Regions from separate parts of the Homo sapiens genome. Here region 2 is linked to region 1. The links are chromatin contacts, found by Hi-C or POLR2A ChIA-PET in ENCODE. All regions are on one chromosome and are shown on one strand. The core of a region is the stretch at or near the end of the contact, and the rest is flanking DNA. Distances in the headings are between cores, read along the strand shown.

Evidence for each region. Hi-C counts contacts between places; a loop is a spot of excess contacts on that map. ChIA-PET counts read pairs that join two places held with the same protein, here RNA polymerase II (POLR2A). Pooled maps may share reads with other maps.
Region 2: a loop to region 1 is called in a pooled map, with 2.3 times the contacts of the local background. The contact joins the enhancer-like site here to the promoter of RFESD in region 1. A Hi-C loop is called at or near these places in 4 of 50 pooled maps. POLR2A ChIA-PET finds 5 or more read pairs at or near these places in 2 of 52 experiments (WTC11 and naive thymus-derived CD4-positive, alpha-beta T cell).

Annotation. Positions count from the first base shown.
Region 1 is chr5:95,644,997-95,648,091 of GRCh38, reverse strand. It overlaps RFESD (Rieske Fe-S domain containing), which reads right to left and starts at 1,315. Exons shown (of 6, transcript NM_001131066.2): 1 at 1,275-1,315.
Region 2 is chr5:96,066,367-96,069,692 of GRCh38, reverse strand. All of the region lies in intron 1 of LOC101929710 (a long non-coding RNA gene), which reads right to left. All of the region lies in intron 1 of LOC105379096 (a long non-coding RNA gene), which reads left to right. It also overlaps a transcript of CAST not described here. Among named protein-coding and RNA genes, the nearest start is that of MIR583, 11 kb to the left of the region's middle. Within about 2 kb of position 1,557, at least 6 of the 41 ENCODE cell types and tissues checked have a DNase peak (open chromatin) inside an H3K27ac peak, as active enhancers do.

The DNA.
Region 1 (3,095 bases), core at 66-2,565:
AAGTGAAACGTACTTACTTGTCACTCGTCTTGAACCATGACTAAGATGCTTTTACCAAGTGTGGAAACTTTGCCTACACATTATCAGAATGCTTATCTCAAGTATGACACCCTTGCTTTTACATGCAGGGAAGAGAAATGCCTTAGAGAGTAGTTTTGGTATCTCTCTGAATGGCAGAATAATAACAGATAAAACTAGCTGTCCTTTAGTAAATGCCTACTGCTTGGACCCTTTGAATATAATAGTTCATTAGTCTTCACAAAACCGCCAACGGGTAGGCATTAGTTTTATTCAGGTAGCACCCACGTTTTTATAAAAACATGAGGCTTGCAAGTAAACTATCCTGAAGACACAGAAACCTTTTAGCAAAGCAAATATGTATATTGGTGATATATATAGTATTGATATTTATATTTGTCACCAAAGATGGTCCTGAATTAAAAAAAAAAAGGAACGCTAATGTGCAACAGCTATGTTCACGAATGTTTACAATTGAACGCTTGCCCAATAATTTTATATAAAGTCACAGAGCTGCTCTGGAAATCAGCACCATCGTATGATGTTGAATTGTGATCACGAGTGAGCTAGACCTGGGTTTGCATCCCAGTTCTGCGTGATTTGGGGCAAGTTGCTTAACTTCGCTGTGCTGCAGTTTCTTTTACTTTAAGAAGGGCCCGCCACATAGGGGTGTGGGTAAAGCACATAAATGCTTTAACACATGTCAAATGTTTAGAGCAGGCCTAACCGCAGAAAACGCTCACAGCGCGTTAGCTGGCACCTCTAAGGTCCATCCAGCTCTGGCAGTTATCCTGCCTAACTTCAAGTTGTGTTTAACATTTCGGTAAAGACCGCCTGCAGTTCTGAGACTGCACGTGGCTGTCCAGGTGCTGCAAATTCTCGACACAGACTCCAGGAGGCGAGTATCTCCAGGACGGCCGGGGCTGCGGAAGCCCTGGAGCAGCTTCTATACTTTAGAGCTTTCATGGCACAAATGCCATGAAAGCTTGTTAAAAACGACCCGCGTACCCCCCTTAGGTGGCAGGTCTCAGGTGTGGCCCAAGTTTCAAGGTGAACAAGCTCGGTGAGTCTCCTGTGCCTGGGCGGAAGCCCGCCTTGGCGGGTTAACCGTTAACTAACGCTGAACCAAAACCCAAGAGGGCCTCAGGCCCCGCAGCGGCGCGGCCACAGCCGGAATGAGGAGTCCACGCCCGCAGCCCAGCCGGAAGCAGCTGGTCCCGCCAGCCCGCCCCCTGCGCGGCGAGAACAGAACTTACTGTCCCCGAGTCCTCGCTCCGCCTCCGCGTGACGCTACTGCACGAGCCAGAGCTCCAGACGTGCGCGGCGCCTCGACGGGGGCGGGGCGAGGCCGTCCACGTGACCCAAGAAGGCCCGCCCCCGGGACCGCCTCTATGGCATTGCCGGCAGATGACCCTGGTTGATAGAGATCTCTGGCCAACAGCGCCGCGCCAGCACCTTCAAACTGGCAGGCATACTCGTGTACTTGACAAATGTGGATAGCATCAGTTTACTTTTTAGTTGTTTGTTGATCTCATTACATTTATTCAAATTTTAGATGCGCCCAGCGACTTCATTCAGTTATTTACCCTATAAAAATATTTGCAGAAGGTCGTCGCGATGCTGGTAACCCATGTATAAGGATGTTAAGGCCGGGCGCGGTGGTTCACGCCTGTAATCCCAGTACTTTGGGAGGCCGAGGCGGGCGAATCACCTGAGGTCGGGAGTTTGAGACCAGCCTGACCAACATGGAGAAACCCCATCTCTACTAAAAATACAAAATTAGCCGGGCGTGGTGGCCCAGGCCTGTAATCGCAGGTACTCAGGAGGCTGAGGCAGGAGAATCGCTTTGAATCCAGGAGGCAGAGGTTGCGGTGAGCCGAGATCGCGCCGTTGCACTCCAGCCTGGACAACACGAGCGAAACTCCATCTCAAAAAAAAAAAAAATGTTTATTGCTGTGAAGTAGTGAAAATAGCTGAAGTGATAACACGGAGGAATGGTTCAATAAAACACAGCACAACAGTACAGACATGTGAATTACTTCGTAGCTGTGTACTGTATACTCAAAGGACAGGCCCATCATGTAATGAATATTAAAGGCAAAGCGTAGAATACTATATATGGTGTCCTCTCTTTAATGTAAACAATTATTTTTTGAAATACAAACATGCAGGTATGTACATAAACTTTTTCTCGAAAAATCAAAAGAAACAATAGTGGTTGCTTTGGGAGGAGATGGAGAGTTTTCACTTTCATATTATGAACTTTGCAATTTTGCTTTTTTCTCATTGTACTTCCCTGAATTGACAACAACAACAACAAAGAAAACCACCAAAACCCTCATATTTGTGTTCCGAGCTGGGAAACTAGATGAGCCTAAGTTTTTAATTTCCTTGACTACTTTCCAGTGCAGTGATTCTTAACCCTGGCTATGCCTTAGAGTCGCTTGGGAGTTTTGAAAAGTCGTAATGCCCAGTCTGTATGCCAGACCAACAAAATAAAACACAGATTATTTGGGGTGGGAAGGGAGTGGGCAGATTCAATGTATGTTTTTAACTTCCTGAGTGATTCCAGTGTGAACCCAAGGTTGAACACTACAACTTGTATTTAGTATGGTGACATAGTGATCTCAGGCTCTAGGGTGGCCCAATGAACTGGGGCAGCCGAAACCCAGGAACTTTGTCCATTTACCTCAGTGTGCTATATAAATGCCATTTTTTAAATGAGCCTCAACATGTAAGAAGTTGAATAGCTCAGAATAATTTGTTTCCAGTGCTAGTTTCTTCTGTTTTTTTTCTCTTCAATACAGTTTTATGGTGATCAATAATATTTTATTGGGTCATTTCCCTTTTGGCCATTTTTTTCACTGACCCAAACACAAATTAACTATCTAGTTTTGATGTATCAGTTATCAAAGATATAAAATATATTTTGATTTATTGTAATTTCCATTATCTGTTAGTCATCCCAAATGATTTTATTGGCACATGGAAGGTGTTAGTAGTCCCCAGCTTGTCATCGAAGGATTAAATAAGGTTTGCCATTTTAGAAATCCTTTTTTGCTTTGTCATATTCTGGG
Region 2 (3,326 bases), core at 308-2,807, 420 kb before region 1:
CTCCCTCTCTACAAAAAAAAAAAAAAAAAAAAAAAAAGTTTAATTACCCAGATGTAGTGGCACACACCTGTAGGGCTAGTTATTCTGAAGGCTGAGATGGAAGGACCACTTGAGCCCAGGAGTGAAGGCTACCGTGAGCTACGATTGCACCACTGCACTCCAGCCTGGGTGACAGAGCAAGACCCTGTCTCTTAAAATTTTTTAATTAAAAAAAGATAGATGGATAGATAGATACACACACACTATTGGGGCATGTGCATGTATGCACATACACACACACATAGACACACACACACACACACACACATAGACACACACACACACACACACACACACATACATACACACATGCTTTCCAGTCTCCACAATCACATAAGCCAGTTTCTTAAAATAAATCTTAAATTCTTAAAATACACATATATTTGTGTATATATGTGTAATATAAACATATTTTATATACATACACACATATATATGTATATATACACACCTGTCTTCCCATGTGTATGTATACATATATACATACACCAATGTATACATATATACATACAGCTCTTGGTTTACATGTATACATACATGAAGACGGAATCAACAGGATGTGTGTGTATGTGTATACATATATATACACATCTGTATATACACATACACACACATACACACATATACATCTGGTTATACACATGCACATATATACATATATACATCCGTATATACACATACATACACGCATACATCCTGTCGATTTTGTCTTCATGTATGTATACATGTAAACCAAGAGCCATATGTAAAAATGTATACATTGGTGTATGTATATATGTATATATACACACAGGAAGACAGGTGTGTGTATATATATACATATGTGTGTGTGTATATATAAAATATATTTTATACATATACACACATGTGTATATATTTAAGTTAAATATATGCATATATGTATTTACATACACATTTACTATGCATATGTATATAAATATGTAAATTAATATACATATATGTTTAATTATATATACATGAACAATTAAAAATTAACTGGGCATGTGCATACATACACATATTATACACACACACACACACACACACACACACACACACATAATCCTATTGGTTCTGTTTCTCTGAAGAACCCTGACTAATACAGGGTTCCTTACTAGTCCAGTGGGTGGGTTCCCATATCAGATGTTTAGTAACTGCTCCATGAATGGATGGAGCTGGAAGGGAATATGGAGCAGGAGAAGTTGAAAAATGTGAGGCAGTAGGGCACAGGGACCAGGAGTCAGGGTAAAGTTCTAGCGGGGTGGAGCATGATTCTCAAGGTGAGACTTCAAGAATCCTGCTTCTTATTCCGTTTTCCTAGACAAGACCCAAGACAGACACTGTTCATTCAGTAATAGAGATAATATATAAGGCCAGAGGTTCTTTTGGCTAGATCTCTAAGAGACCAGGGTTCAGACAGGGTAATGGTGAAGAAATTCCCAAGCAATGAGTCAGGGCCCAGGAAATGCTTCTGCCTGACTAAAATGATGACAGGATCGTTATCAAGATGTGTCTAGATGTGCACGTAAGTTATGAAGCGTAGGCCAGCCATGACCCTCTGTCCTTCCCACCTGTGCCGCCTACATCTTCCCTCACACTCTCTCCCTGACACCTTTATTCCCAGAGATGCTCTTTACCTCTGACTGCCTTTCCCCAGCTAGAGTGGCCTGTCAGCTGCTGTGGGTTCCTGGCATTGCCCAGCCAGGGCTGCATTTAAAAGCCATTTCACTCTCTAGTCTGTGCAAATACAGGAACTGTGTAAGCAAGTTTTTTTTTTTTTTAAGGGAAAACTATAAAATGTGGACAGTAAATTACATTGCTGTTTTTCCCCTCCCAGTGCAAAATGGCAGGCTGTTAAGTGGTTTGGAGCTAAGTCAGTGTTTCAGATTAAAGGGAGTCAAATCTAAACCTCACATTACTTCAAGAGCATGAAAAAGATATAGCCTTAAATAGTCCCTATAACTGACAGAGGGAAAGGAGGCTGATTGTCAGTTATTACTGCTAATTTTGTATTTGCAGATAGGTGGAAGGTCTCTGGATCTTTTTAAGCACAGGTATGCCCATTTTAAACTAGGCCAATTTAGGAAAACCTAGTCTAGCAAATCAGAAAGTTTAGCAAGTGATTCTTCACATTTCAAAGAATTCTTCACTTCGAAAGCAATTAAGACCATCTCTATGATTAGTAATGGTTTAAAAGTCTGCCACAAATGTATTCCTAATGATCCATCAGAAAAGTATTTCCCTTACTGAAGGGCCCTGGTAATTATTTAGAGACTATAATGAGCCATATCCACATTGCATTATTTAAAACATGTATTTACTGGAAGACTATATTTGACAAAGGATTTCCTACACCTATAAAATTGGCCCCACTGTCAGATTAAATTGTAAAAGGAAAATAAAAAGAAAATACAGAATATAACCTTAAGCACAAGATTGCTTGAAATTCAAATATAATACCCCTATTACCTATTTTTACATGGCATTAACTTTAAACAAAGGATTGAGTACCTGACATTATAGGAACCTGAATATAAATTTGTTTATCCCACAGATGTAGTTTTATTGCTTACTATATGTAAAGCACTGTGTTATCCCCTAAAGTAGATAGAAAATGAAGGTGATGCTTTCCCTCCAAGAAAACTGGAGAAATAAGGCATAAATATGAATCACTTAAGAAATAACAGGGCTGGGTGCAGTGACTTAACACCTGTAATTCCAGCACTTTGGGAGGCTGAGGCTGGAGGATCAACTGAAGCCAGGAGTTTGGGACCAGCCTGGGCAACATACTAAGACCCCATCTCTACAAAAAAAAAAATTTTGTTAACTTGCCAGGCATGGTGGTGCATGCCTGTAGTCCTAGCTACTAGGGAGACTGAGGGGGGAGAATTGCTTGAGCCCAGGAGTTCAAGCTTGCAGTAAGGTATGATCACACCACTGTACTCCAGCCTAGGCAATAGAGTTAGATCTTGTCTCTAAAAAAATTTTAATTTTTAAAAATTTAAAAAAACAAATAAGATCAGAAATTATATAATTAAGTGCCACATTGAAAGTCAGACGGTAACTACAACAGGAAAGGGAAAACTTATATGGGCTGAAGTAGTAAGAGATATGAAACCTGATCTAGCTGAGAAACAGATGAGAGGAAGACAGGCAAGAATTTGCCCTGAAACTGGCTCAAAACAAGCTAGAGAAAGGACTTAAAAATGGAAAGAAATAGGCAGAAAGTGCAGAGGTATTAAAAAAGAAAAAAAAAAAAGGTTGTTAGAGAAATCATTATCAAATAG